Linked DNA regions of Homo sapiens: all the other regions are linked to region 2. Evidence: chromatin loops called from intact Hi-C (ENCODE). Cell type or tissue: PC-3. All regions are shown on one strand. Each heading gives the region's core, and the rest is flanking DNA. Links, peaks and the distances in the headings are about the cores only. Region 1 has its middle 8.4 kb from the start of DUSP12. Region 2 holds the start of LOC124904443 (a long non-coding RNA gene). Region 3 holds the start of TRG-TCC4-1 (tRNA-Gly (anticodon TCC) 4-1).

Region 1 (9,938 bases), core at 646-8,645, 360 kb before region 2:
GGTGGCTCATGCCTGTAATCCCAGCACTTTGTGGGGCTGAGGCTGGCAGATGACCTGAGGTCAGGAGTTTGAGACCAGCCGTGCCAACATGGCGAAAACCTGTCTCTACTAAAAATACAAAAAAAAAAAAAAAAAAAGGCGGGGCCCAGTGGCTCACACCTGTAATCCCAGCACTTTGGGAGGCCAAGGCAGGCAGATTACCTGAGGTCCGGAGTTCAAGACCAGCCTGGCCAACATGGTGAAACCCCATCTCTACTAAAAATACAAAAATTAGCCAGGCATGGTGGCAGGCGCCTGTAATCCCAGCTACTTGGGAGGGTGAGGCGGGAGAATCACTTGAACCCCCTTGAACTCATGCCACTGCACTCCAGCGTGGGCAACAGAGCGAGACTCCATCCTAAAAAACAAAAATGAAAACAAAACCTTAGCTGGGCATGGTGGTGCATGCCTGTAATCCAGCTACTCAGGAGGCTGAGGTAGGAGAATCCCTTGAACCCCGGAGGTGGAGGTTGCAGCGTGCCGAGATCGCATCACTGCACTCCAGCCTGGGTGACAGAGCAAGACTCCATCTCAACAACAATAAAAACTTTGAGGACATTATGCTAAGTAAAATAAGGCACGACTGTAGATGCTGAGGATATAAAGATGTATGACAGTCTTTGCCCTCAAGGAACTTGGTGAAATGCTGGAGTGAAAGTAAGTAAATAGCTAATTAGTGTTATAGTAGAGGCAAGGGCCGTGTACTAAGGGAGCACATGGAGGCATCCAATCCTAATGGAAGGAGGGTAATTAGGGATGGCCTCCCAGAGGAGGTGATGCTTGATCTGCATCTTGAAGGATGAGTGGGAATTTGTCAGGGAAAAAGGAGGGAGATGAGGAAAGAAGTTCTAACCGGAAGGACCAACATCTTCAAAGGCACAAAGGCCAGAAAGCCCCATCGAAGTGTAAATGTGTTGTTGGAAAAGGGAGAAAGAAGGATGATGCAGATGGTGTTCACAGTTGCTTTCAGGACACTGGAAAGATAGGCATGACCAGATCATAAGGGCAACGTATGCCTTGCTAAGAAGTTTTAAATTTTTCCTAAAGATCGTGCAAATGCTAAAGAAGTTTAAGCAGCAGAATAATGCCACTTGATTTGTATTTTAGAAAACAACCCTGACTACAGTGTGTGGAATAGGCTGGGAGGACAATTCTAGAGGCAGAGTCTGGTTAAGAATTAAGGCAATAATTGAGTCAAGGAATGAAGGGTGCTGGTAGAGGAAACACAGAGGAAGGGAATGTGTTTAAGAGCGATTAAAAAGGCAGAAGGGAGGAGGCTTAGAGACCAAATGGATATGAGAGAGGAAAGAGGGAGGAATAAGAGATAACTTTATTTCTAGTTTGAGTGATTGAGTGGATGATGATTTCATTCACCAAGATGGGGAACAAAGGAGGAGGGACAGTTTGGAGAAAAGTAAATGTCATCATTGGCTGGGCTGGCTGGAGACTGGGATATGACCCTCAGAAAAGAGATAAAAAAGAGATCCAATCATCATCATCATCATCATTTTTTTTTTTTCTTTTTGAGATGGAGTCTTGCTCTGTCGCCCAGGCTGGAGTGCAGTGGTGCGATCTCAGCACACTGCAACCTCCACCTCCTGGGTTCAAGCTATTTTCCTGCCTCAGCTATTCTTCTTCCTCAGTTCAAGATATTCTCAGCCTCCCAAGTAGCTGGGATTGCAGGTGCGCACAACCCTGCCTGGCTAATTTTTTTTTTTTTTTTTTTTTTTTGTATTTTTAGTAGAGACAGGGTTTCACTATGTTGGCCAGGCTGGTCTTGAACTCCTGACCTCAGGTGATCCACCTGCCTCGGCCTCCCAAAGTGCTGGGATACAGGTGTGAGCCACCATGCCCAGCCCCAGTCATCATTTTATGAATGAACTAGGATTGATGAGATTGCCTAGGATGAGAGAATAAAATACAAAAAGAATTGAGCAATTGCTGAGGAAAAATAAGATTTAAGGGACACATAAGCAAAAGGAACCCACAACAGAAACTGAGTCATAGTGGAACAGATAATAAGAAAATTTGGTATCTTAGAAACCAAGGATGAGTCATACTAGAGAGGCCAAATAAAGTGAGGACTAAAAGCTTTCATCAGGTTTAACAATCACAAGGTCTTAGTATCCATAGCGAGAGTAGTTTCGGTGAGATTGTTGGGAGTGGGGTTGGGGAAATGGAACCTGATTGCAGGAGGCAAGGAGGAAGTGGAAAGCAGGAAAATGGAGGTGGTAGGTGTGGACTCAACTTTCAAGATGAAAGAAAGGAGAGACCATACCCAAAGGGAAGTGTGCAAGAGGGAGGTGTTTCTTTTCTTTTTCTTTTTTCTATAGGAAAAGTTGTAGACATATCAGAAGAGGGAAAACAGTTAAAGATACAGGAGAAAAGGAGTCCTTGAATTAATTAGGGGGTGGAATGGGATCCAAAGCCCAGTGGATGATTAACCTTTTCCATGGTAACCAGAGGAAAGAAGAAAATAATGGGTGGGGATGAAGGGAGGCTCAGGAGTTTTGGCGGCAAGAAGTTAAAGGCATTCTCTTCTGATGGTTTCTATTTTCTGGGTGAAATAAAAACCTAGTTTATATGCTGTGAGGATAGAGCTGTGAGAAGAATAGCCAGTTTGAGGAAAAATTGCCTGAGGAGAGTGGCGAATATGTGAATACTCTCTGTGGAGAGCATACATGGAAGCAGACCTGTGGGAACGGGCTGCTGAAGGCCTAGTCAGTGTTCAGATCATAAATATAAAAGACGTATGTGTAGTAAAGGGTTAACTCTGCAGGTTCTGATTGCTCAAGCCCTGCAAGTTCAAGGAATGGTCTGTCTTCGGGAGGACTGGCCCTTGACCAACTCCTCATGCCACACTATATCAGTTTGACTAGATATGCTAACAGCGTGACTATGGTAAAGCCTGTTTCCGTATGCCTGAGGCCCTGGGCCATGCTGTATCAGTTTGACCTCCGGGAGGCTGGAAATTGAGTAGGTAAGGTCAGTCATGCAGGTGACGCATGCCCATGCAACTGGCCCGCAATAAAAACCCAAGGCTTGGGTGAGCTTCCTGCTCGGCAATACTTCACACATGTTGCCATGCATCATTGCTGGGAAAATTAAGCACATCTCTGTACAAATTCTTCTGGGAGGCCATACCTGGAAGCTTGCACCTGGTTTCTCTTGAACTTCACCCCTGGGCCTTTTCCCTTCGCTGAATTTTAATCTGTATCCTTTCACTCTAATAAACCATAACTTTGTATATCAGCTTTTCTGAGTTCTGTGAATCCTCCTAGTAAATCAGTGAGCCTGAGGGAGCCTGAGGGAGCCTGAGGATGATCTTGGTGACTGCCGATACAGCATCCACTGTCTATAATATTGAATAACTGGAGACATCTAAATGACTACAAGTAATAGATTGGTTAAATGGGTTGTTTTATCAATTCAGTGAAATACTAGGCAACTACTAAGAAATATAACAAAGAGGGATGTGGTAGCTATATCAGAAAGTTTTTTAAAATAATATTTTTTTATTTTGTGGGTACATACTAGGTGTATATATTTATGGGGTACATGAGATGTTTTGATATAGGCGTGCAATGTGTAATAATCACATTACAGAAAATGGGGTATCCATCCCCTCAAGCATTTATCCTTTGTGCTACAATCCAATTACACCCTTTTACTTATTTTTAAATGTAAAATTATATTATTATTGAGTATAGTCATCCTGTTGTGCTATCAAATACTAGGCCTTATTCTATTTCTTTTTCTTTTGGTAACAATTAATCATCCTCACCTCCTCCCTAACCGCCAGCTACCCTTCCCAGCCTCTGGTAACCATCCTTCTACTCTCTATCTCCATAAGTTCAATTGTTTTGATTTTTAGATCCCATAAATAAGTAAGAACGTGCGATGTTTGTCTTTCTCTACCTGGCTTATTTCACTCACATAATGATCCACAGTTCCATCTATGTTGTTGCTAGTGACTGAATCTAATTCTTTCTATGGCTGAGTAGTACTCTATCACATGAGTACCACATTTTCTTTATCCATTCATCTGTCGATGGACACATAGGTTGCTTCCATATCTTGGCTACTGTGAATAGTGCTGCAGCAAACACGGAAGTGCAGATATCTCTTTGACATACTGATTTCCTTTCTTTGGGGTATATACCTAGCAGTGGGATTGCTGGATTGTATGGTTATATCATAAAGTTTTAAAAAGCTGGTTTACAAGTAGAAATGTCTGAGCACATTTACTTTAAAAATACATATATGTATGCACATATATGAAAAATGTTGAAAGATAGATGGTATATAAAACCATTAACTAGTTATTTATGGGAGTGGGCATTATGAGAGAGACTTACATGAAATGCATTATGTACTTCTTCTTATATAGTTTTTATTTATCTATTTCAACTAGTATTATTAAAATTCTTCACCATGAAGAATAATAGATATTTATATTCTGGAAAAGAGGTGAAACGTAAGGGTTCATTTACTGACATTTTATTATGGTATCCTTAGAAGTGAGATTTCCCTTCTCAATTCCCTAAAATTACTGCATAAGTTCCTTCAAGGATAGGGGCAGGAGACACATCTCGATTGTTACTGAATGCCCGCAGAGGCTGGCTCAGTATATATCTAACTGGGAGTGAATTTAACAGCTTCTGTATTTAGGATTTTAGCCACTAGGGGGCATTATTTGCCTTTTGGTAAAATACGTTTTCTCTGCACTTGTCTTGAAAAAAGGAAAAATGAATATGGAAGCCCTGTAAGAGCATAATCAGGATGTTAGGCCCAAGGAAGGAAATGCTATCTTTAGAGAGGGAGCTGGGTTGCTTTCCCGTCAAGGAAAGGAGAAGAGGCTCTCTGTTTTAGGATTAGTAGATACACACAAACACACACACACACACACACACACACACACACACACAGCCACAATTTGTTTTTATCACCATTAAAACTGCAATCTTGATGAATATTGAGTAAGCAAAAATTTCTTATAAATGCTAAGAGATCGTCAAGTGTGCGATGGCTTGCTTTTTTGAGAAGGCACCCATTTTATGTAACAAGGCTGACCGCATGCGGATACACATGACCCCAGTCTTCTTACTCTAGTTGTTTCTCAAAACTTGTGGGCTTCTAGAGCATAGTCACAGTTGTGATTTATAATTATCATCTATAGAACATTTACTATAAGTGCAGATCTCTGCTGAGCAGTCACAGAGAAATTTCCCTTCTTTTGTCTCATCACCTCCTCATCATGGTCCAAATACAAGTTCCTCTTTCTATTAATATTTCCAGCATTGCCACCAGTGCCCTCCTGCATCCGTGAGTTATCAGTAACTGTTTGTCAATTTTTACAATTATGTTCTTAATGCGACTTAAGATCTAGGACAGATGTGAAAATATACTTTGAGGCTCCCAAATAACAATGTCGAACAAAAATATAAATGGAAGAATAATAACATGATTCTATAGAAGGTAGGTACCTAGGACGTGATGAGTTCAAATTTAGCACTGTCTTTGAGGCACATAGTCTGAGGCCAGAGAAAACCTAGAAGTGAATCCCAAGCTGCATCTGGGCCTGCTACTTACTAATAGGTAATCGTGTACTCTTAAAAAGTTATTTGATTTCCCAAGTCTCAGCTCCTTAATATGTAAAATAGGAATAAGTATAGGCACATTGCAGAGCCGTAGTAAGAATGGACAACATATCTCATTAGTGCGATAAAGAAATTCTAAGTTAAACCACTGCACTAGAGGCAGTTCAGAGAGGATGCAGAACAGGAGAGGCTGGAGCTATGGTGAAGAAGTGGCCTGGAGAAATGGCTATGGGTGACTGGTGAGAAAAGCTGTTGGGCAGAGATAAATCACTACACAACCAGTCCAGGAATTCAATGGCCATGAGAACTTAGAGAAAAGTAGATCTTAATCATCTACCCTGCCACAACCACATCCCTAAGTCTGCATATTCATTTAGAGGCTCGTCTTTGTAAAGATGTGTCCTCCTTCTGTAGCACCTATTATCAAGATTCTGAGGCAATAACTTCAGCTCTACAGAACCCTAGGACCAGCGATAATGGATTGGTAGTTGAAGCCCTCTCACTGCGTAGGAATAACTTGGCCAACTGAGCAAATAACTCTTCCTGCCCAACTTCCGACCCTCCCCACCCAACCCAACATTAGCACATCCATCACATTGTTTATCTGTCCTTCTGAGAAATGCTGGGGCAGGAACCGGTTCGTGACATTTGGGCCATGCTCTCAGTTCCTTTTTTGATTCAAGAAGAAATTGGTAAACAGAGAGTCAGATGAGTGGGGCAAGGGAGACCACAGATGTTCCCCATTCCACATCAGGGTTTGCTGAGTGACACTTTGCACAAACCCTCTCCCTCCATTCTTCCCCGGACAGACAAAATGCAGAGAATGGCCATGGGTCCCGTCACAACCTTGGAGAGCTTTTGCTGCCTGCACTTAGGCCAGTGTGTTATAGTGGAAAGAGCTCTGGACTTGCATGCACAAACCCTAGATTTAAATTTTGGTTCTGTCACGTAGTAGTTAAATAACTTTGGCCCAGCCAGTTAAGCTCTCTGAACTTCTGTGCCCCTATCCAAAAAAAGTTAAGGCCAATAATGCCTTCTCTAATATTCCCTAAAGGATTTTTGAACTAGAAAAATCAGAAGTCCTGTAAACTTTAGGTTAGTCCACAGATTATTTCCAAATCCTTTAAGATGTCATGCCAACAAACATATCTCCTTACCACCAAATATATCCCCTTCTTTCTCCCAGATGTCTCAAACCATACGTTCAATTGACAGTACAAACAAAATACTTTGGCGGCTGGGACAAAGAAATAATTCATTTTAGCTGGAGGAAGCTGGGAAAAATTCTTAGAATAGGTGACTTTAAGCTGGGTCTTTCCCACGGGTGAAAGAAATGAGGGATAAGGGCCTGGAAAGGGTGGTAGAAAGAGCGATGAGGCAAAGGTGGCAGAGACATGAAGGCTAAGACACTTGAAGTTGTTTTATTCAATGTGCCTGGCATGTCTAGGCAAAAAGGAGAATTAGTTTTGAGACTTTGCAAGCTGTCTTGGAACATGTGTTCAGTCACCCTGGCCACATCCGCCCTTATGGTGGCCACAGAGTCGCAGTGCTGTCATAGGCCAGGGCTCCTGCAGTCTCGTGTCCTTGTCCCTCACAGGCTTCATGTTCACAGCCCTCTCACAGAGGATCTCAAATCCCCTTACTGGGGCTACAGGGGTACTCCATGGGCAAGTCCCACCTGCTTCTATACCTTCAGGCTATCAAACCTTAAGGCTGCCTCCAATCCAAAATGATATTCTCAGGGCAGATGACTGCAGGAAGGGCTTGTAAATGCTCCTAAAAAGAAGCAGTGTCCACTAGGTGCCAGCATGAGCTTACCAAGAATGGTCTTGCCCTGATAGTCTGTTTTTTTGGTTTTCTTTTTTTTTTTTTTTGACAGGATGAGTAGACAGGCAGATTAGGGAAATGTTCATATACTGGGTACTTCCCTAGGCTTCTGGACAGACCTCCTTGTGGACAAGGGAGATAATTATGAGCTCAATATGAGAACAGTCAACTACTCAGCCTGGCCAATATGGCGAAACCCTGTCTCTACTAAAAATACAAAAATTAGTCAGGCATGGTGGCAAGCACATGTAATCCCAGCTACTCTGGAGGCTGAGGCAGGAGGATTGCTTGAACCCAGGAGGCAGAGGTTGCAGTGAGCCAAGATCGTGCCACTGCACTCCAGCCTGAGTGACAGATTAAGACTTTGTCTCAAAAAAAAAAAAAAAATACAAAAAAAATAGAGAGAGAACAGTCAACTAGGCTGGTAATTGGTCAAACAATCATACCAAAAGAGTACAACACAGATAGGTAGCGATCAAGAAATAGATTTCTAGTGAGATAGAGCTCCACCCAAATTTCTTTCATCTGCTTTATTCAATTTTTTAAAAAAGTAATTTTGATTAGAGCATAAAGATATGCTTACCTAATATGCATGTGTTACAAGCTGGGAGGGACTGTACTGGGATCAAAAATTGTCTTATTACATTAACAAAGACATAATTTAAAAGAGATAAATATAAGGTATAAGGTTTTGCATTTTGGTCCCCAAAATGAACTGCATAAACAAAAGTTGGGGAGCAAAGAGGTGTGCTTTAGATGAAAACAATCTCTCTGGTAAGTTTATAGGCAATAAGCCCAATGGGGCTGGAGAATATCACGAGTCCTGGAGAGGAAGCTATCTCGTTAGGCTACATTCAACTCCATGTAAATGGCTGGAGTTCTATTTCTATTCCATCACTATCAAGTCATTTCAGCTCTCTGGGTCTCAATTTCCTTTCTCTCAAATTAACAAGTTAGACTAAATCCCTAAGTCTTTTCCAGCAATAAAATTCTAGGACTAACCCCTTTGTTGTCTGTAGAGGTGGTGTCAACATCCACTCATTACCATCTCAAGTGCCTTTCTGAACTGCAGAGCCTGGAAATGTAAAAGGGACCGTGACTCCCCTGCAGTGAGGTGCTTGGTGTAATTTAAGTCTGGCCATTCAGAAGCCCTTATACAACACATGGAAGGTAAAAGTGAAGCGGAGGCTGTACTACTGCAGCTGATGTTGCTTCTGGAAACCTGGTTGAGAAAGATTTTGGTTTTTCTTTACCAGCAATAGTACCTACCTAGTGTCCAGGATCTAGCTTTGTGTTGCTAGGGGCAGGGCCCTGAGCATCCATTCCTTGGACCATAGAAGACAGGTATGGTCTTGGCACCGTAGCAATAGCAGTGTCTCTTCTATCGTGACTGTTTTCTTAATCATAGCAATGGCTGTGTGACCCAAGGCTGGCAAATTTCTGATCTCAGAAGAGGCAGCAACTCCCTTGTTGAACTGATATTGGGAAACTTTGCTGAGAACACAAACTACAGTCTGTCTCTTCATCTCTCCCAACCATTTTGTAAGCTATTAAATACTGTGTAATAAATTCCTTCCTCCTTAATCCAGCTAGAGTTAATTCTGTTCTCTGAAATTGAATCCTGATCAATATAATAATATACTTAAAAAGCTCTTTTTTAAAATAAAAGGCCTGGAAGAGTGCACATCAAATTGTTAAATAGTGGTTACATCTATAACCCACTGAGGGAGTGGGTGGGAGGATGGCAAGAAAAATAGGCTTAACATTTTTTTAATACAGTATGAAGTTTTCAAATAGACTATATTCATAATAATGTTTGAAAAATTAAATAAAGTGTAACTTGTATGTTAAAAGCACAATTCATTACCTGATCAAAATGTAGCTCTTTTATCTTTCAAAATCAATTTAAAATGTATTCAGTGTGGGTAATCCTCCCTGGCTCACAGCACCCTGCTACTCAAAGTGTGGCCCAAGAACCTTCAACATTGGCATCAATTAGAAGCTTCTCAGAAATGCAGACTCTCAGGCCCCACCCCAGACCACTGAATCACAATCTGCATTTGCCGTGGATATTGGCAAACTTTAATGTACACATGAATCACCCAGCGCCCTGGTGATTCATGTGTACATTAAAGTTTGCAAATAGCCATGATTTTTCTGCTTCTTTAGGTAATGGAGAGTCTTATAATGACTTTAGGCTACAAGTATAGTTTCAATTTCTAAATCAGGATGCCCATTCTAGATGTTAATCAGACCTCCAGTCTTTATCCAAAGGTAAGTCTGTCTTCTTACTTATCCATTTAAGGTGTTGACTTGGGGAAGGGACTTGATTGGTGTTTCTCTCTCTCTCTCTCTCCCTCTCTCTCTCTCTCTCCACATCCCCTCCTCCTCTCATTAGCGTCTGTTTGCTTCTCACGTAGGCCAAAGTAGGAGAGCAGAGGGAAGAAAGGGAGAATAGGTAAGGGAACAGAA
Region 2 (9,938 bases), core at 1,083-9,082:
GAGCTTAAGTTTTGTTTTTCTTTAATACAGGCATTTACAAGAAATGGCTCAACATAAGTTTCCCTTGTGTTTGTAAATCAAGGTTGAGGTCACTTATGAGGCCTAACTGGTTTTGTCTGCTCAGAGATTCTTCAGGCCTGGTCTCCATTTTAATTTACTTCAACATATGTCTGAGGTTATGCTGGCTGTTGGCTGGGATCTCGGCTAGGATTGTCAGCAGGAACACCTACGTGGTTTCTCCATGAGGTTGCTCTGCTTCCTCATATCCAAGGTGGCTGGATTCTGAGTGACTCCTAAGACAATCAAGTGGAAGATGTATAACCTTTTTTGACCTTGCATCACTTCCACCTTACCTACAGGCCCACCCAAGTTCAAGAGGAAGGAATACAGACTCCACCTCTTAATGGGAGGAGTGTCACACTAAAGAAGAGCATGTGGTGTGGAATATCTTGTTACAACTCTCTTGAAAAAAGTACAACCTGGCTGGGCGCCATAGCTCACGCCTGTAATCCCAGCACTTTGGGAGGCCGAGGCAGGCGGATCACCTGAGGTCAGGAGTTCAAGACCAGCCTGACCAACATGGAGAAACCCCATCTCTACTAAAAATACAAAATTAGCTGGGTGTGGTGGCGCAGCTAACGTGGCTCCCAGCTACTTGGGAGGCTGAGGCAGGAGAATCGCCTGAACCCAGGAGGTGGAGGTTGCAGTGAGCCGAGATTGCACCACTGCACTCCAGCCTGGGCAACAAGAGGGAAACTCCCTCTTAAAAAAAAAAAAAGAAAAGAAAAATACAACCTGCCACAGCCATTAAATTTCAAAGTGGTTATACAGAAATAGATAACCAGGACTTAGTGCTATGGGGGTTTACTTAGTTCACCTAGGTAACTGCTTGGTATTGTTCGATTTGCTACAATGAAATCTGCTAGTATTCCTTCTCTAATTAAAAAAATAACTTTAGGCTGGGAGTGGTGGCTCATGCCTGTAATCCCAGCACTTTGGGAGGCCGAGTCAAGCAGATCACTTGAGCCCAGGAGTTCGAGACAAGCCTGGGCGACATGGTGAAACCCTGTCTCTATAAAAAATACAAAAATTAGCTGGGCATGGTGGTGCAAGCCTGTGGGCCTAGCTGCTCGGGAGGCTGAGATTGGAGGATCACCTGAGCCTGGGGAGGTCGAGGCTATAATGAGCTTCGATCTTGCCACTGCACTCCAGCCTGGGTGACAGAGTGAGATCCTGTATCAAAAAAAAAAAAAGTGTTTAAAAATAAATAACTTTAAAAGAAGACACCTGAAATTGTGGCCAGACCTAGATTCTCATTCTGATTCCAATATTAACTGATTATGACCTTGGGCAAATCAAGTTCTCAATATCTCAATTTAAAAATGTTTCTAAGTGAGATAAAATAATTTAAATATTCTCTTACAGTAGCTGGAAAAGGCAAACAAAAGCAACATTGTATATTACATGCAGTTTTGCAAAATTTGGGCTCAAGTTCCTTGAGATGCTTACAAAAAATAAATTCAGTGGCTAAATAAACTGAGGAAATGCTGTATATTATATCCCTCTCCCACTCTTGAAGAGTCTCAGTAAACATTAGGAAATTAAACAGGCCGGGCGCGGTGGCTCACGCCTGCAATCCCAGCACTTTGGGAAGCCGAGGCGGGTGGATCACATGAGGTCAGGAGTTTGAGACCAGCCTGACCAACATGGAGAAACCCCGTCTCTACTAAAAATACAAAATTAGCTGGGTGTGGTGGCACATGCCTGTAATCCCAGCTACTAGGGAGGCTGAGGCAGGAGAATCGCTTGAACCTGGGAGGCGGAGGTTGCGGTGAGCCGAGTACTCCAGCCTGGGTAACAAGGCTGCACTCCAGCCTGGGTAACAAGAGCAAAACTCCGTCTCAAAAAAAAGAAAAGAAATTAAACATCTGAGCATTCCCGTAGGAAATAAATTTATTCAATTTGTTTAACCAATCAAATTAGATGAAGGCTAGAGATTTCAGATTTCAGGGTCTGGACTTTTGGGAACAGGCTGGTGTGGGGGTTTGCCAGACTACCTGAGTTTGGTAACTGGTTCTACAACTTACTGTGTGTTCTTGGAGAAGTTACTTAACTTTCCTAAGCTTCAATTTTTTCATATGCAAAATGTGCTATTATTATTCTAGTTTTACATTTGGTTGTTGCAAAAATAAGTTAAACCTTTTTGGTTACATTTTAATTTAATCACTACTATAATGATGATGCGACTACCAACACTGATCTAGATAGACTGTAGTCCAGCTTCTTTTTTTAGTTTTTTAATTTGATCTAGACTTTTTAGGAAATTACTCTGTGCAAGATTTCTGACAAAAGACAAGGGAGAGGGTAAAATTTAGAGTAGTTTGGGAGGTCGAGGCGGGCAGATCACTTGAGGTCAGGAGTTCAAGACCAGCCTGGCCAACATGGTGAAACCCCATCTCTACTAAAATACAAAAATTAGCTGGGCATGGTGGTGCACACCTGTAATCTCAGCTACTCGGGAGGTTGAGGCATGAGAATTGCTTGAACCCAGGAGGCAGAGGTTGCAGTGACCTGAGATCATGGCACTGCACTCCAGCCTGGGCAACAGAGCAAAACTCTGTCTCAAAAAAAAAAAAAAAAAGAGAGACACAAGATCTCATCCTGGCATCAGTCACTGGTATCTCCTTTCATTACTCCTTGGCAGTCCTCAGTAAGTGTCATATTGCTTTTTTTCCCAATTTTTTTTATTGTGGTAACATTATATAACATAAAATTTATCATCCTAACCATTTGTGAGTGTACAGCTCAGTGGTATTAAATACATTCATATTGTTTTGCAACCATCACCGTTATCCATTTCCAGAACTCTTTTCATTTTGCAAAACTGTAATTCTGTACTCATTAAGCAATAACTCCCGATCACCCCTCCCCTCAGCTCCTGGCAGCCACTCTTCTAATTTCTGTTCTATGATTTGGCTACTCAAAGTACCTGATATCAGTGGAATCATACAGCATTTGTCCTTTCATGACTAGCTTATTTCACTGAGCATAATGTCCTCAAGTTTCATCCATGTTCTGGCATGTGTCAGAATTTCCTGCCTTTTCAAGTCTAAATAACATTCCATTATTTTTCACATTACCTTTTGTTACTTTAGGAATCATGGTCTGGGGGCTGGCCTTTAGCAACCAATATGTTTGGGGAGAGAGATATCTTCCTCAATGGCCTATCTTCTTTGTTGATGGATTCCTAGAGAATTATGCTACATTTTGCATCCAGGAAGGGTCACCACACCTAATTAGCCCACTTTTTTCCTCCAGAATTTTAATGTGTCTGAAAATTCACCTCTTAAAGGAGGAAGTGAAGGCAAGAGAAAGAAAGATGTGGGAATTGGCAGAAATAATAATTCTTCAAATGAGTCCCTTCCTAGACAGCATTCTCAAGCTAGGTATGCAAAAGAGCAGGACCACAGAGCTGCATTAAGGAATTAGATTTTATAGGATCAGAAAACAATCTTAGGAAACTGGGCCATTTTTAGTCTTCATTTCTTTTTGTGTTCTTATCAAAAATTGTAAAGGGGGTGGAAGATACATGCTGAGGTGGCAACCAACAAACATTCTCTTCAGAGGGTAAGACCACAGTGCTACAGAGAATGGAGAAAAATGTCATATACTTCCACAAACCAGAGTCAATGTTAGGAAAGATTTCACTCTAACGGCTTCCCTGCTAAGGGAGTTCTTCCATGAGTAGCTTTCACTGTGCAAGATCAGATGAGACCTAGGGTAGCCCAGGACACAAGGATCCTCCCATAATCCCCCAAGGGGCCACTTTCAATGTGGGCTAGTCTCTGCCCGTCCCTGCCAGGAACTGAAGAGGCTGTGCCAGTACCTTTTCCCCTGATCAGTCTCTGGGAAGGCAAAGCTTTTCTGCATCTGCCCTCAGTGGTTAGTGAGACTGTGGGATCGTCCTGAAGGACAGGAGGTCCTGGAGTTCACCCTCATGACATCATATCTGGCTTAGGACCATCACTCTTCATGTCCTGCTCATCGCTGTTCCTCACCATAGTTTCTCCCTAATGCAATGCCTTGTGGGGAGCTATTTCCCTGAGTACACAGTGATATCAGGATGTGAATCACCTTTTTCTGGGCAGAGGTGGTGGAATTTTTTACCATCATGAAGCTGAGGTTCCTTGCCCATTCTGAGTTGAATAACCCAAATCTTGGCTCTTAGAGCTTCTCATATCCCTAATTCCTTATAAAACTTAACTCTGTCCCCAGCTCTTTACTATCCCATTGCTCAGTATCTTCTACCACGTCCTCCTTCTCAAGACTCTGATACCTAAAATATACAATTTTACAGCAGCAGGAGGAAATAGGCAAAGGATATTTTCCTTTGTGGTGCTGGGTGTTGGGGATTAGTTGTAAAACTAGTCTCCACTAGAGGGAGACTTAATCTCAAGAAAGAAAACAATATGATCTGTGTCAAGTTGAGAGGAAGCAGAGGTATTAACTGTTTATATAGCTTTTGTATTATAGCCAACTATCTCTTCTTTAAAAATCTTTTTGTTGTAAAAATGAAGAGAATTTATTTATTTATTTTAGAAATTTTTAAAATTTTGTTTTATAACTATGTAAAATACTTGGGTTTCAAAATAAACGCTATAAAACAAGGCATATTTAAATAAGTTTATCATCTACCTCCACACCTTCCATATCACTCCTTCTCTCTCCCTAAAGGTAATCACTTGATTTTTAGTAGAGATGAGGTCTCATTTATGTTGCCCAGCTAGTCTGGAAGTTCTGACCTCAAGTGATCCTCCTGAAGTGCTGGGATTACAGGCATAAGCACCGCAGCCGGCCATGGTATTTCCTTCTCTATGAAATGTTTGTTTAATCTGTAGCTCAGCTTCCTTTTTCTTTTTCTTTTTTTTTGAGATGGTCTTGCTCTGTCGCCCAGTCTGGAGTGCAGTGGCTCGATCTCAGCTCACTGCAACTTCTGCCTTCTGGGTTCAAGTGATTCTCCTGCCTCAGCTTCCCGAGTAGCTGGGATTACAGGCGCGCGCCACCAAGCCCAGCTAATTTTTGTATTTTTAGTAGAGACGAGGTTTCTCCATGTTGGTCAGGCTGGTCTCAAACTCCTGACTTCAGGTGATCCATCCGCCTCGGCCTCCCAAAGTGCTGGGATTACAGGCGTGAGCCACCGTGCCTGGCCCCTTCTTCTTTTTGTAATGAAAAACAAACAAAAAAGCACACTTGGCCAGGCCCAGCACTTTGGGAGGCCGAGGCGGGCAGATCACGAGGTTAAGAGATCGAGACCATCCTGGCCTACCTGGTGAAACCCCGTCTCTACTAAAAATACAAAAATTAGCTGGGCGTGGTGGTGCGCACCTGTAGTCCCAGCTGCTTGGGACTCTGAGGCAGGAAAATCACTTGAACCCGGAAGACGGAGGTTGCAGTGAGCCAAGATGGAGCCACTGCACTCCAGCCTGGCAACAGAGCGAGACTCCGTCTCAAAAAACAAACAAAAAAACAAAAACACACACACATACACAAAACAACCCTCTTTTACTGAGGAGTATACATACAAACAGACAACCACTAAGAGTCCCTCACACTTTCTTTTTTTTTTTTTTTTTTTTTTTTTTTTTTGAGACTGAGTCTCACTCTGTCACCCAGGCTGGAGGGCAGTGGCGAGATCTCAGCTCACTGCAACCTCTGCCGCCTGCGTTCAAGCGATTCTCCTGCCTCAGGCTCCCGAGTAGCTGGGATTACAGCCGTCTGCCACTGCACCTGGCTAATTTTTGCTGTTTTAGTAGAGACGGGGTTTCACCATCTTGGCCAGGCTGGTCTTGAACTCCTGACCTCGTGATCAGACCGCCTCGGCCTCCCAAAGTGCTGGGATTACAGGTGTGAGCCACCACACCTGGCCCCCTCACATTTTCATGTACTGACAAAACTATTCCATCTTTTTTTTTTTTTTTTTTTTGACAGTGTTTCAGTCTTGTTGCCCAAGCTGGAGTGCAATGACACGATCTTGGCTCACTGCAAACTCCACCTCCCAGGCTCAAGCAATTCTCCTGCCTCAGCCTCCCAAGTAGCTGGGATTACAGGTATATGCCACCATGCCCAGCTACTTTTTGTATTTTTAGTAGAGAAAGGGTTTCCCATGTTGGCCAGGCTGGTCTCGAACTCCTGACCTCAGGTGATCCGCCCATCTCAGCCTCCCAAAGTGCTGGGATTACAGGCATGAAACACCACACCCGGCCTAAAATAAATTTTTAGGACAGATCAGGCTGGCCCCATTTTCTAGCCCAGTTTTTTACAGAGCTATTAGTCTTTTTCTTCCCTATTTTTAGAAGTTTTTCCTGAATCAAATATATTACTCCTTTGTAATGTAATTTATAAATTTCTTTTCCCATTAGTCTTTTTACTTTTTTTTGTTATTATGTAAAATTTATCAATTTGCATCTATGGGGATAATCAAACATTTTTTCCACCTTAGATCAATTAATATGGTGGATTATATTAATAGATTTCCTAATATTATATGTTCTTGCATTTTTGGAATATTATCCAGTTGGTCATGATAAATATTTTTTAACATGCTGTTGGATTCACTTTGCTAATGTTTTATATATATGTATCAATATTAATACAAAAGTGAAATTGATCTATAATGGTTTTTTTTGTTACAGTCTTTGTCACGATTCTAAAATTGAGGTTTGGAAATCAATGTTATACTTACTTTGCAAGATGATTTTGGGGGTTTTCCCTTTTTTGTCATAGTCTAAAATAGTTTTAAAAATTAAAGATTTGTTTTTTAAAGTTTGGTAGAATCATCTGTAAAACGATCTGGGCCTGCTTTGTTTTGTAGGGGAACTCCTTAACTAGTTTCTATGATTATTTTATGTTACTTGGCCGGTTTAAATTTGCTGTCTCTATAGGGGCAAATTTTGTTAAATTGGATTTTCTAAAAAAATCCATTTAATGTAGATTTTAAAATATTTTTACAAGAATATTTTTCAAATTTCTTCTTTTGTGTCACTTTATTTCCAGTTTCATGGATTTGTGCTTTCCTTAGCTAGGAAATTATCAAAATTATTTTTACAAAGAAACAGTTTTGGATTCTTTAATTAATATAATGCTACCATTGTTATTGTTATTGTTGTTGTTTTCAAACCCATTAACTTCTGCCTTTATTTTTACTAATTTCTTATTTTTGTGTCATTCGGTTTACCCTGGGTTTTGTGTATAATATTTTGAGTTGGATTGTTATTTATTTTTACTTATATAGGTATTTAATGCTATAAACCTTTCCCTCATAGCTGTTTTTGCTGTTTCCCATAAATTCTGGGGGTTTTCATTGCTATTTTCAAAAACTTCTCCCGCGCCACCACCATGCTCTCGGTCCGCGTCCGGATCACTTCCATCGCTGACCCACAGCAACAGCAGCTCTTGCTGCTGAAGGTTCTCAGTCTGGCCAACAAGGAGAACACGCCCTCGACCCTGAGCGGAACTCGCATCCTGGCCAGCAAGGCGGCGAGGAGGATCTTCCAGGAACCAGCGGAGCCGAAAACTAAAATAGCTGCTCCTGGCGTGGAGGATGAACCACTGCTGAGAGAAGACCCCGCCACTTTATCATCTTCCCCAACGAGTACCATGATATTTGGCAGATGTATAAGAAGGCGGAGGCTTCCTTAAACCGAGGAGACCGAGGAGAGTGATTTTATATCCCGTGTTCTGGCTTTCTTTGCAGCAAGTGATGGCATAGTAAATGAAAACTTGGTGGAGCGATTTAGCCAAGAAGTTCAGATTACAGAAGCCCGCTGTTTCTATGACTTCCAAATTGCCATGGAAAACACACATTCTGAAATGTATAGTCTCCTTATTGACACTTACATAAAAGATGCCAAAGAAAGGGAATTTCTCTTCAACACCATTGAAACACCTTGTGTCAAGAAGGCAAATTGGGCCTTGAGTTGTATTGGGGACAAAGAGGCTACCTATGGTGAATGTGTTGTAGCCTTTGCTGCAGTGGAAGATATCTTCTTTTTTTTTCTTTTTTTTTTTTTTTTTGAGACGGACTTTCGCTCTTGTTGCCCAGGCTGGAGTGCAATGGCGCGATCTCCGCTCACTGCAACCTCCGCCTCCCGAGTTCAAGCGATTCTCCTGCCTCAGCCTCCCGAGGAGCTGGGATTACAAGAATGCGCCACCACACCCAGCTAGTTTTTGTATTTTTAGTAGAGACTGGGTTTCTCTATGTTGGTCAGGCTAGTCTCAAACTCCTGACCTCAGGTGATCCACCCACCTCAGCCCCCCAAAGTGCTGGGATTACAGGCTTGAGCCGCCGCGTCCGGCCATTAACAGCATCTTTAAAACTGTGTAGCTACCTCACGACCAGGCCTGTTTATTTATAATGCTGGTGGTATCACCTTTTGCCAGCAGGCTGGCTGGCTGTGACTTACCATAGCAGTGACAGCAGCAGTCTTGGCTTTAAAGTGAGGGGTGACTCTCTAGTGAGCTTGGCCCAGCAGGATTAAACATTCACTTAACTAGCACAGGCAGTTGAAAGATGCAGCCTCCCTACTTCAAAGCAGATTTTGTTTACTTAAATATAAAACTGGCACTTTACAAACATTGTTTGTACTATCAAGGTAATAATAGCTTGATTTATTTGGTTTCTACACCAAAGTATTCTGCTGACCACTAATTGGAGCCAATTCAAAATTCACTAAGTAACTAAAGTAAGTTAAACTTGTGTAGACTAAGCATATAATTTCTAAATTTTATTTTCTTGAATGAATTAAAATATTCCTTAATCAACTTTAAAGTCAATCCTGTATATAGCTAGATATTAGTCTGTTGGTGCCAGATAGAAGACAGGTAGTGTTTTTTATCCTGTGGCCTGGGGAGTGTCCTGGGATTCTCTGTCCTATCTGAGTAGAGTGTTGTGGATTAAGGAATCTCTCACGGCAAAGACAGATGAGAAATTTAGGCATGATCTGGGCCTTCATATGTGTGAGAAGCCATATCATTTTATTTCTCACTATATTTTCCCCAACTTCTAGTTGATAAGAAAAAATTATTGAAGAGTTTTTATATGTGGGGACTACAGTGGCATTGTAAAATTTCAAGTCATCCTTAAACAAAATGACCCACCTAAGATCTTGCTCCTGTTAGGTGGTGAAATCAACTGGAGTTGGTTCCTAAAAGTTGTTTATTCTAGTCTTGTTTAAGTAGGTTGTGTGAGTTAATAGTTAATTCATTTACATTTACTATATGGCCCTTTTTTTTTTTTTAATAGAGTCTCGCTCTGTTGCCCAGGCTGGAGTGCAGTTGTGAGATCTTGGCTCACTGCAACCTCTGCGTCCCGGGCTCAAGCCATTCTCCTGCCTCAGCCTTCCGAGTAAGTGGGATTACAGGGCCCACCGTGGTGGTGGGCTAATTTTTGTATTTTTAGTAGAGACGGGGTTTCACCATGTTGGCCAGACTGATCTCGAACTCCTGACCTCAGGTGACCCGCCCCCCTTGGCCTTCCAAAGTGCTGGGATTACATGTATGAGTCACCACGCCCGGCCTACATGTCTTTGAAATTAGAAAATATTTTTTAGGCTGGGTACAGGCTTGAGCCACTGCACCTGGCAAACTAATATTCTTAATAGGGCTAGTTTGAATTAATCTGCCTTTATGTTTGGGAAAAAGAAAGCTGAGACACTACATGAAAGATGATGCAGGATATGTGTTGATCTTTTGGCCCCATTTGTTAATTTTATTATCTATTTGAACATTGTCCTGTTCTATTTTTAGTTTTCCTAATCATTTATTATATAGTCAATTTTAAAATTTCTGTAATATGAGATTTTCTATCTTTTATTGTTACCTAAATAAACCCAGATTATATGGTCCTTACACTTGTGCAACATTAAAATGAATAAAGGCTT
Region 3 (9,938 bases), core at 1,253-9,252, 58 kb before region 2:
CCCCAGCGCCAAGATTCGCTGTGGGACTTTTTTCCCATCCCCTCCTTAGCACAGATGAGCCCAGTTCTCCAACCTCTATTCAACCCGTACTGATCTTATTGTTTGGCTGATTCCCCAGGTCAATGGCAGAAGTCAGTCGACTTCTTGCCAAAACCCCTCTGTAGGGGCAAAGTAGACGTCCAACCAACTGCACAAACCTGTCCCGTGTCATTCGTGGGATCTTGGCACAGTCGGATCACCTGCAGGGACCAGACCCTATCGGGGATAGAGATGTTTGCCATCCCCACGGGAGGCTGGCTTGCTTGCCAGCGTGTTGTGGGTGGATGTCAGTGGGTGACAGCGACGGAAGAAGGTGTCCGATCCCGTGGCTGGCGTCCACCCTAGCCCGGGGCAAGGGGCTGACACCAAGGAAAGGAGAGAAGCATGTCGCGTGCTGGGAGCTGGAAGAAGGAGTCCAGGGTGTCCAGGGGGTGCACAGGGCTGGCTGGCCAGGTCTGGGAGTGAGGCTGTGCAGTCAAACGGAGGTTGTGCAGATGCCTGGGGCGTTAGGGCACCTCGCGGGCTGCCTATGCCATAGGTCGGAGGGATCCCAGCTGGTGGCGGAGCTGGCGTGAGTCTGAAGAGGCTGAAGGAGGCCAGGGCTGGGGGATATGAGTCGTCTGAGAGAGGGGCATTGACGGCGAGACGGAGAGTTGGCTGTGTGAGACAGAGACAGAGAGATAGAGACATAGAGACAGAGAGAGAGAGAGAGACAGAGAAAGACAGAGAGTGAGAGAGAGAGAGAGTGAGAGTGTGAGTGTGTGTGTGTGTGTGTGTGCGCGTCAGAGTGTGTGTGTGAGTGAAGGGGTGGGTGGCGTGAGACAAAGGTGGGGGAGGGAGGGCTGAGCCTGAAGGCTGCTGGGAACACTACATTTTCAGCCGGTTGGTCTGGGCAGGAACGAAGTCTGTGTGGTCAAAGGGGACCCGCGCCGGCGAGACTGGGATGCTGCTTGGGCTGGGCGGTCAGAGTATGGAGTGGGGCTGGGGTGAGGTGGCAAGCAGCCCAGGGTGGGAGAGACATCGTGACAGAGCGACTGGAGGCCACGTCCCACGTCCCAAAAGGGTAGGGAATGCAACTGGACCCGAGACATAAATAAGCCGTCTTCAGGACGCACATTCACGTCTCAGGCATGTGTCTGGGGCTGAGATGAAAAGAGGTCCGAGGGGGAGAAACAAGGCAGCATCCTCGACTAAAGTGGTGGATTGGGGTTAGGTTGGGAGTTGCGACATGGCGGTGGTGGTGCCGGCAGAATGAGGGGAGAGAGTGTGGAGTAGCCGGAACACGGTGAATATAGACGGTGCACATGCCACGCGTACACTCGTGTGGTCGCGTTAAGGACTGTGTGACCAACTAGGGGAAAGTGATGAGTTACTCCCTGGAGTCGCGACTTCCTTCCTACTGGAAGGGCAACCATGGCATCATTTTCTGGATGTGGGGAGCCAGCGAGGGGTGGGGGGGAGAGAGACAGAGAGAGAGAGAGAGAGAGAGAGAGAGAGAGAGAGAGGTCGAGGCGGTGAAATGTGAAGAGAAGGGGTGGTGCGAGTGGCTGCAAGCCCGTGGTGCCTGGCGGTGTTCCGTGAAGTGAAATGCGTCGGGCAGAGGCGGTGGCAGGGCAATGAAGAGAAACAGGACCAGGAGGCTGCCAAGTTCTGGTGTCTGGCGCGCTCTCGTGTCTGGAGGGGTTGTTGTCACCAAGGTGTGTGGGTGCGGGGGGTAGGCTCATCCCTAAGTCAGTCGAGAGAGGCACGGAAGAAAGGGCAGAGGGCCGTCGCGCGTGGGAGCGCAGCCGGTGCCGGACTCGCTCGCGCGCCCCGAGTGTAAGGAGGCGGCAGAGGCGAGCGCAGCTACGCCTTGGTGCTGCTGCAGCACCAAAATGGGAGGGCGTGCTGCATGGGCCGGGAATCGAACCCGGGCCTCCCGCGTGGCAGGCGAGAATTCTACCACTGAACCACCCATGCACCGATGGCAAACGCCAACGGAAGCTGGCACAGCGGAACTCGCCACCAGCCGCCGTTCACTGGTCACCGCCTGCCGTGGGCCTCCGTCCTATTGCAGCGTCCACGAGAGGCTGGCCCGATGGGGCGAGCAGAAGGGGAGGCTCTCGTCACGTCGAGGGACCTGAGGCGGGGCGCGGAGGGAGAGCGGAGGGAGAGAGGCCGACTCGTCCCATCTTGCGCTTTCTCTGCCGCCCAGGGTCGAGAGACTGCCCGCCGGGGTCTCCAGGGGAAGGACCGGCCGTGGCCCGCGCCCGAATGCCCGTGTGGGCAGATTTGCTGTGGCGGGCCTTGCTGAGCGCGGATCCCCGGCACAGACCCAGAGTTTTTGTGTTTTGTTTTTGTTGTTTCTTTCTGTCTTTCTTTCTTTCTTTCTTTCTTTCTTTCTTTCTTTCTTTCTTTCTTTCTTTCTTTCGTGTGGTGTTTTTTTTTTTCACCACCGTGGGGCCAGCCTTCTCACTTGTGTCACCAGCAGGTGAGAGGCGGGATGGGTGTGTCAGCGAGCGGGGGCGGCGATGGGGAACGGGTCTCGCAGCCGTGGCGTGCGGCTCAGAAACGCAGACCAGGTCCGTGGGCGCCTCGCTCCTGCGCTCTGACCCACGCCACCGGCTCGCACTTGGGGTCCGGCCCCCTGGGCTGGTAGGGAGGCTGGAGCGCGAGAAAGGAGCGGAGGAGCGCTTCGGCAGAGCCGCAGCTGGCTGACCCTGGAGAAGGCGCGCTGGGTGTGGCTGGGACGGCCCAGGCCGCGGCTTCCCGCGTGGGGATGCGCTGTGGCGCAGAGCTGGTCCCGGCGGGGCCAGGCGTTTGTGGGCGGGTGACGGGGATCTAGGGCTTCCGCTCGTGATTCCTCTTGGGCTGTCTTTCCGGGTTTGGACTCGCCTGCCCGGCTGTGTGCAGGGTTCCCGCTGCCTCTGGCCGGCAGGCGTCCGGGCTGCAGGTGGGCCGGCAGGCAGGTGTTAGCGGGAAGGGAGCACAGGTAGCGAGGTGGGATCGGCGACCTGGCTAGGGTGTCGGCAGAATGGAATGCGCGGCCGGGGTCCGAGGGGTCGGAGGAAAGGACAGGATGTTGGATGGCGTGCCTCTGGTGGGAGACGTGTGTGCGGCTCCACGAGCGAGTCGCTCGCTGCTGCTCAGCGGTCAGAAGTTGGAGGGTGAAACCGGGCGGGCTGTTCAGGCCAGGACGCCTCTGGGCAGCGCAGCGGCGATTCAAGGCGGTGGGCGGTGGGCGGAGGCCGGTGGGAGGAAGGAGGGAAAAGGAGGAATAGGGGAAGAATCTGGGCTGTGTCTGTTTGGGCGAGTGAGGAGAAGGCGGGCGGAGGAGATAGGCAGGGAAGAGCGTGGAAGGTGGTCGCGGTCGCTCGCTGTGTGTGGGGCCAGGGAAGAGGGCGTGTGAGGTGGTGGGGAGGGCGTCTGTCCGAAGGGCAATTGGTAGAGGGTCGCGGGCGCTGGCGCATGGTCCTGGGCTGTTTCTGCGACAGCCGGCGGGTGGGCAGGAAGAACGGACGTGCCTGAGAAGCGGCGGCGTTTTGGAGGCTTGCTTCAAGGGGGCTGGAGTCTGGAGAGCGGGCAAGGGCTCAAGGCAGGAAGCGGCCAAAGGTGCTCCAGGGTTGCCATGGGCGTTGCCCTCCGGCGGGCGGGCCAAAAGGTCGGCTTGTCAGGAGTGGGATTCGAACCCACGCCTCCAGGGGAGACTGCGACCTGAACGCAGCGCCTTAGACCGCTCGGCCATCCTGACGGCGCGCCGGGGCGCTTCGCCGCTGGCATGGCTGGGACCCGGCGCGAACGCCTGCGCCCTTGGCCGGCGCCTGTCTGGGTTCGGTGCGCAACCGACGGACCGCGCGGGGGGAGCGGGCGCCAAGTGAACGGAGCCGGCTGGCGTTGGCGTGGACGCCCCCGCGTCCCCACCCCGGACCCAAAGGGTCCGCGTCGGGCCGGCCGCCGCCGGCGCACGCCCCAGCCCCCGCGCCTCCGCTCGCCGAACCCCGCAGGGCGTGCGCCCACCGCGTCCTAGGAGCAGCGGCCTGACTGTTTCGCCCGCGCCTCCTCCTGCCCCGGCGCGATCCCCGCGTTGGAGACAGCAGGCAGGGCGCGCGGGGAGGTTCCACGCCGCTCCGGTACCTGTCGGGGTCCGGCTCCGGCTCCGGGTCCCAGCGGGATCGCAGGGTGCTTTGTTGGGTGTCGGGGTAGGTCGTGCCAACGGTGGCGGGGGGCGGGTGGCAGGTGACGGGTGGCGTGTGGCGGGTGGCGGGCGGCGGGCGGCGGGTGGAAGGCGAGCACGCGCCCGGCCCCTGCCGTCGGGGGAGGGGATCAAGGCAGGGCTAGGCGTCCGCGGTCGGAGTGGGGTCTGGCGTCCCGGCGACCGTCGCCGTCGTCCTCGTTAGTATAGTGGTGAGTATCCCCGCCTGTCACGCGGGAGACCGGGGTTCGATTCCCCGACGGGGAGGCAGCCGTGCTTTTTGGGCCGCCGCCTCGGACCCAGCCTGTGGGCCCTCCTTCTCCTTCCTCCGCCCTCCAGCTAGTCGCAGGGTGCCATCTCGGGCCTGGCCTGCCTGGCCCTTTGGCCTTCTGGGCCTCCTTGGCCTCCTGTCTTTTCTTCTCGTCCGCGGCTTGGTAGCGGCAGCCGGGAGGCCTCCTCTGGCCCTGCACGGCGCCCAACGAGCTGCCGGCTCAAAGTGGTTGTCGGAAGAGGCTTTCTGCGACACACGGGGCCCTGCGCCCGGTGGGAAGCGTAGGAGTGGGGACCCTGCCGGCGCCGGCCGTTTCCCCCCCGGGCACCTGTTGGGGAAGGGCTCTGGGGGCCCGAGGCGGCGAGTGAGCGAGAGCGCCCCCAGAGGCAGGCGGGCGTAACGGGTCAGCCGCGCTGGCCTTGCACCGGTGGGGCGCGGGGCGGCCTTTGGAGAGGCCGCGGCAGCGCGGAGCTGCGGGCGGGCGGACGGACCGGGCGTCGGGGCCGGCCTGCCCCGGGCGTCGGCGGCGCGCTGGTGGGAGCCCCGGGCCGGCGCGGCGGGGCTGCCCGCGCCGTGCGGCGTTGGTGGTATAGTGGTGAGCATAGTTGCCTTCCAAGCAGTTGACCCGGGCTCGATTCCCGCCCAACGCATCGGGCGGACCTTTTGCGGAGATCCCGCGCGCGGAGCTCGCGTCGCAGCTTGGCCTGTGGCTGCGTGCCTGTGCGCCGGGGAAGGAGGCTTGCGGTGTTTGGAGGGTGTGCTACCTACCTCCACCCATCTGTCCTTTTGGCCTGGCTGACGCCACCTTCGCAACATCGGCTTTGCAGCTCTTCCTTGTCATGTGCTCACCTCGCTGCCACTGTTTCTCAGCGGCCAAGCCCACTGGCCAGGTCAGGCTTTCTCCTCGGATTGTCGCCAGGTGACCCACCACCACCACCAGCAGCACCCTCGCACTCTCTTCTGGCCACGGAATGCTCCAGTAGTGTGGAGCAGAGCGGCTTCCGCCAGTCCAAGCCGGGTGGCTGAGGGGCCACTTCTCTCTCGGCTGAGGGGGATCTACGCCTAATGATTGGGCCACCCGCCAGAGCCACTCATGCCAGCAAGCTCACTGGCTTTTCCAAGGCATGCCAGACCCTGAGCGCGGGATCCCTGATTGGGCTCCACGGGTGTCAGCGGCTTTGGTAGAAATGGCAGCAGAACTTGAGGAGCCGAGACCACGGGCTATGGCGCTGGGGAGGGAGAGCTGTGACAATCACTCTTGTAGCATGACTATGTTTTTCTTCATGCAGACATGATATTGGTGGGATTCCTGTGACATGTGGTGATGCTTGTACATTGCGTAATGATCCATGATCAACTGAGGGGTTGTACAGTATCTGTGGGTATCCATCCAGTGGGTATCTGTCATCTCTACCTGTTGGAAACAACTCATGTGCTGTCTTCCAGCTCTTTGGAAACACACTCTAATACATCGTTGTTACCTCTAGTCGCCCTAGTCTGCCATAGAACTTTAGAACGTATTCCTTCCATCTACCCACATGCTCATACCCATTTCGCCAACCTCTCTTCACCCCAGTCACCTACACAGCCTCTCCAGCCTCTGGTGTCTATCGTTCTACTCTCTACCTCCACAAGGTGAACTTTTTGTGCAGCCACGATAGTAGTGAGAACCTGCCCTCTCTGTCTTTCTGTGCCCGGCTCATTTGATGTTACATCATGACCTCCAGTGTCTGTCATTTTGCTGCCAATGGCAGGATTTCATTCTTTTTTTTTTTTATGGCTGTGTTTGTTAATAATGAGTGTCAACTTGATTGGATTGAAGGATGCAACGTACTCATGCTAGGTGTATCTGTGATGGTGTTGCCAAAGGACATAAACATTTGAGTCAATAGGCTGGGGAAGGCCCACCCATACTTAATCTGGTGCGCACGATCTAATCAGTTGCCAGCCCATATAAAGCAGGCAGAAAGACGTGAAAAGGGGAGAGTGGCTTAGCTTCTCCACCTACATCTCTCTCCCATGCCTGATGCTTCCTGCCCTCTTAACATTGGATTCCAAGTTCTTCTGTTTTGACCCCTGGACTAGCTGCCCTTCCTCCTCATGCTTGCAAACAGTGTATTTTGGGACTTTGTGATTGTGTAAGTTAATACTTAATAAACTTCTATGTGTGTGCGTGTGTGTGTTTGTATGTGTGGATATATATACATATATCACGTTAGTACTTTCCCTCTAGGGAACCCTAACTTGTACAGATTTTGGTACCAGAAGTAGTTCTAGAGGAATAGAATATTAAGGATGGAATTCTCTCATTGGTTTTGAGGTTTCTGGAGTCAGCTACTTAATATGATTAGACCCAATAATGCTAAAGACTCTACTTCTAATGCGATGGAAAACACTGATAGTCCTTGGTGTGAACTGTTTAGAAAGTTATGCAAAACAAATGCATTTGACACTCCTGATTCACCACTTGTGAGAGTCAAGGAGTTTAGTGACTCTATACATAATACCTTTGGACATATGTGGAGAACCAATGAATGTAATGAAGCTGTTTTTTTGCCCCTAAGTTCAGTGGACAAATTGATGAAAGAAAATGATGAACTCAGGGATTCTGTCTTTCAGCTTCAGAAGCAGATACTGAGCCTCAAATCTGCTAAGATTTTCCTGAGTGAGAGTCTTATCTCCTGTAGGGAAACAGCTGAAATTGTGGAAAAACAGACACAAGCTCTTATGTCAGTGGCTGATCTGCAATGAAAGGTGCATGCACAGCCTTGCCAGGTGTCTGCTGTTAAAGTGAGGGCATTGATTGGAAAAGAATGGGACCCTGCACCTTGGAATGGGGATGTGTGGGAGTTACCTGATGAAGCTGGGGACACTGAGCTTGTAAACTCTGATGAACCTTTTTGGCCAGAAGGAACAGCTTCCCCATCCCCAGTAGTGGCAGCATCCCCTCCTTGACCCATGCTGCCATCAGCCTCTCCACCTTTGTCTGAGGAGATAAACCCTGTGCTGCCTGAGGCAACAGTGATGACCTCCTCTGAGGCAGTTGCCAGGCAAAATAATGTTGATTCTCCTTAGGAGCCACTCCCAACACCTCTGTTTGCTTCTAGACCTATAACTAAAGTCCTGGCAGGCTCCTAGAGGTGAGGTTGAAAGTGTGACCCATGAGGAGTTGCACTACATTCAAAAAGAACTGCTTGAGTTCTCTAATTTATATAAACAGAAATCTGGAGAACAGGCATTGGAATGGATATTGAGGGTATGGGATAATGGTGGAAGGAACACAGAGGTGGATCTGGCTGAATTTATTGATTTGGGCCCACTAAGTAGGGACTCTCCATTTAATGTTGCAGCTCAGGGAGTTTAAAAAAAAAAAGGTTCTAATAGCTTATTTGCTTGGTTAGCTGAAATATGGATTAAAAGATGGCCCACTGTTAACAAGCTGGAAATGCCTGATCTCCCTTGGTTTAATGTAGAGGAATGGATCCAAAGGCTTAGGGAGATTGGGATGGTGAGGTGAATTAGTCACTTTCGACCTACTCATCCCAGCTGGGAGGGTCCAGAAGATATACCCTTGCAATTAATGCCTTGTGAAATAGATTTGTGAGGGCAGCACCTGCATCTTTGAAGAGCCCTGTAATTACTCTTCTCTATATGTCAGATCTAACAGTGGGAACTGCAGTCAACCAACTACAAAATTTACTTACAATGGGAATAATTGGATCCCAAGGTGTCAGGGGCCAAGTGGTGGCACTCAGTCGTCAAAGACAAGGTGGGTGTAGCTGCCGTAATGGACAGCAGAGACAAAGCAGCAATCACAATAGTCTGACTCATGTAGAGCTCTGGCATTGGCTAATTAATCACTGTGTTCCTAGAAGTTAAATTGGTAGGAAGCCTACTGAATTTCTACTTAATTTATATAAGGAGAATTCTACATTGAAGGGACAAAAGGCTAATTTGAATGATAAAAACAGAGAATCATGGCCCCTCAATCAATTTCCAGACTTGAGCCAGTTTACAGACCCAGAACCCTTTGAATGAAGGAGAGGCCAGTTCCCCTTGAGGAAGGACCCCACTACATTACCCACAATTTATGCAATGAATCTTTCTCCAATCCTTCCCCAAGTAAATCTCTGGCCTTTTACCAGGGTAACTATGCATTGAGGAAAGATAAATGATCAGATATTTCACGGACTACTGGACTCTGGCTCTGAGCTGACGTTGATTCCAGGGTACCCAAAATGTCGTTGTGGCCCTCCAGTTAAAGTAGGGGCTTATGGAGGTCAGGTAATTAATGGAGTTTTAGCTCAGTCCGACTTATAGTGGATCCAGTGGGTCCCCAGACTCATCCTGTGGTCATTTCCCCAGTGCCAGAATGCATAATTTGCATAGACATACTTAGCAGCTGGCAGAACCCCCACATTGGCTCCCTGACTGGTAAGGCTATTATGGTGGGAAGGCCCAAATGGAGGCCATTAGATCTGCCCCTACCTAGAAAAATAGTAAATAAAAAACAATATCACACCCCTTGATGGTGACATCAAGGACATGAAAGACACAAGGGTGGTGATTCCCACCACATCCCCATTCAACTCTCCCATTTGGCCTTTGCAGAAGACAGATGGATCTTGAAGAATCACAGTGGATTATCATAAGCTTAACCAAGTGGTGACTCCAATTGCAGCTGCTGTACCAGATGTGGTTTCATTGCTTGAGCAAATTAATACATCTCCTGGTACCTGGTATGCAGCCATTGAGTTGGCAAATACCTTTTTCTCCATTCCTGTCCAGAAGGTCCACCAGAAGTGGTTTGCCTTCAGCTGGCAAGGCCAGCAATATACCTCAAGGGTATATCAACTCTCCGGCTTTGTGTCATAATCTTATTCAGAGAGATGTAGATCACTTTTTGCTTCTGCAAGATGTCACACTGGTCCATTACATTGATGACATTATGCTGACTGGATCCAGTGAGCAAGAAGTAGCAAACACACTGGACTTATTCGTGAGACATTTGTGTGCCAAAGGATGGGAAATAAATCCAACTAAAATTCAGGGACCTTCCACCTCAGTAAAATTTCTAGGGGTCCAATGGTGTGGGGCCTGTCAAGATATTCATTCTAAGGTGAAGGATAAGTTGCTGCAGTTGGCCCCTCCTACAACCAAGAAAGAGGCACAACACCTAGTGGGCCTATTTGGATTTTGGAGGTAACATCTTCCTTATTTGGGTGTGTTATTCTGGCCCATTTATCAAATGACCTGAAAGGCTGCCAGTTTTGAGTGGGGTCCAAAACAGGAGAAGGCCCTGCAACAGGTCCAGGCTGCTGCGCAATCTGCTCTGCCACCTGGGCCATATGATCCAGCAGATCCAATGGTGCTTGAGGTGTCAGTGGCAGATAGGGATGCTGTTTGGAGCCTTTGGCAGGCCCCCATAGGTGAATCACAGCAGAGGCCTCTAGGATT

Evidence for each region. Hi-C counts contacts between places; a loop is a spot of excess contacts. Peaks named below come from ENCODE experiments on the same cell type or tissue, not always from the same donor. Only the 100,000 strongest peaks of a DNase experiment are listed, where the experiment ranks them.
Region 1: a loop joins it to region 2, with 5 times the contacts of the local background. A loop is called at or near these places in 12 of 110 quality-filtered maps.
Region 3: it touches region 2 in a loop (2.4-fold over the local background); 11 of 110 quality-filtered maps call a loop at or near these places.

What each region holds. Positions count from the first base shown.
Region 1 is chr1:161,736,431-161,746,368 of GRCh38, reverse strand. No RefSeq gene overlaps it. Among named protein-coding and RNA genes, the nearest start is that of DUSP12, 8.4 kb to the left of the region's middle. RefSeq lists enhancers at 2,166-2,325, 7,162-7,371. In PC-3, for the core only: CTCF peaks have their summits at 4,721 (motif pointing right) and 7,458 (motif pointing right); DNase peaks (open chromatin) are centred at 2,088, 4,728 and 7,458; H3K27ac peaks cover 1,335 bases.
Region 2 is chr1:161,376,817-161,386,754 of GRCh38, reverse strand. LOC124904443 (a long non-coding RNA gene) reads right to left here and starts at 1,355. Exons shown (of 2, transcript XR_007066693.1): 1 at 1,157-1,355; 2 at 1-293. It also overlaps the pseudogene RRM2P2. In PC-3, for the core only: CTCF peaks have their summits at 4,200 and 4,405 (motif pointing right); DNase peaks (open chromatin) are centred at 4,094 and 4,374; H3K4me3 peaks cover 981 bases; H3K27ac peaks cover 2,326 bases.
Region 3 is chr1:161,435,364-161,445,301 of GRCh38, reverse strand. It overlaps TRG-TCC4-1 (tRNA-Gly (anticodon TCC) 4-1), which reads left to right and starts at 5,060; the gene lies at 5,060-5,131. It overlaps TRD-GTC2-1 (tRNA-Asp (anticodon GTC) 2-1), which reads left to right and starts at 4,406; the gene lies at 4,406-4,477. TRL-CAG1-1 (tRNA-Leu (anticodon CAG) 1-1) reads right to left here and starts at 3,769; the gene lies at 3,687-3,769. TRG-GCC1-1 (tRNA-Gly (anticodon GCC) 1-1) reads right to left here and starts at 1,998; the gene lies at 1,928-1,998. RefSeq lists enhancers at 1,226-2,083, 2,084-2,941, 2,942-3,799 and a silencer at 4,742-4,981. In PC-3, for the core only: CTCF peaks have their summits at 4,616 and 4,826; a DNase peak (open chromatin) is centred at 4,781; H3K4me3 peaks cover 1,275 bases; H3K27ac peaks cover 513 bases.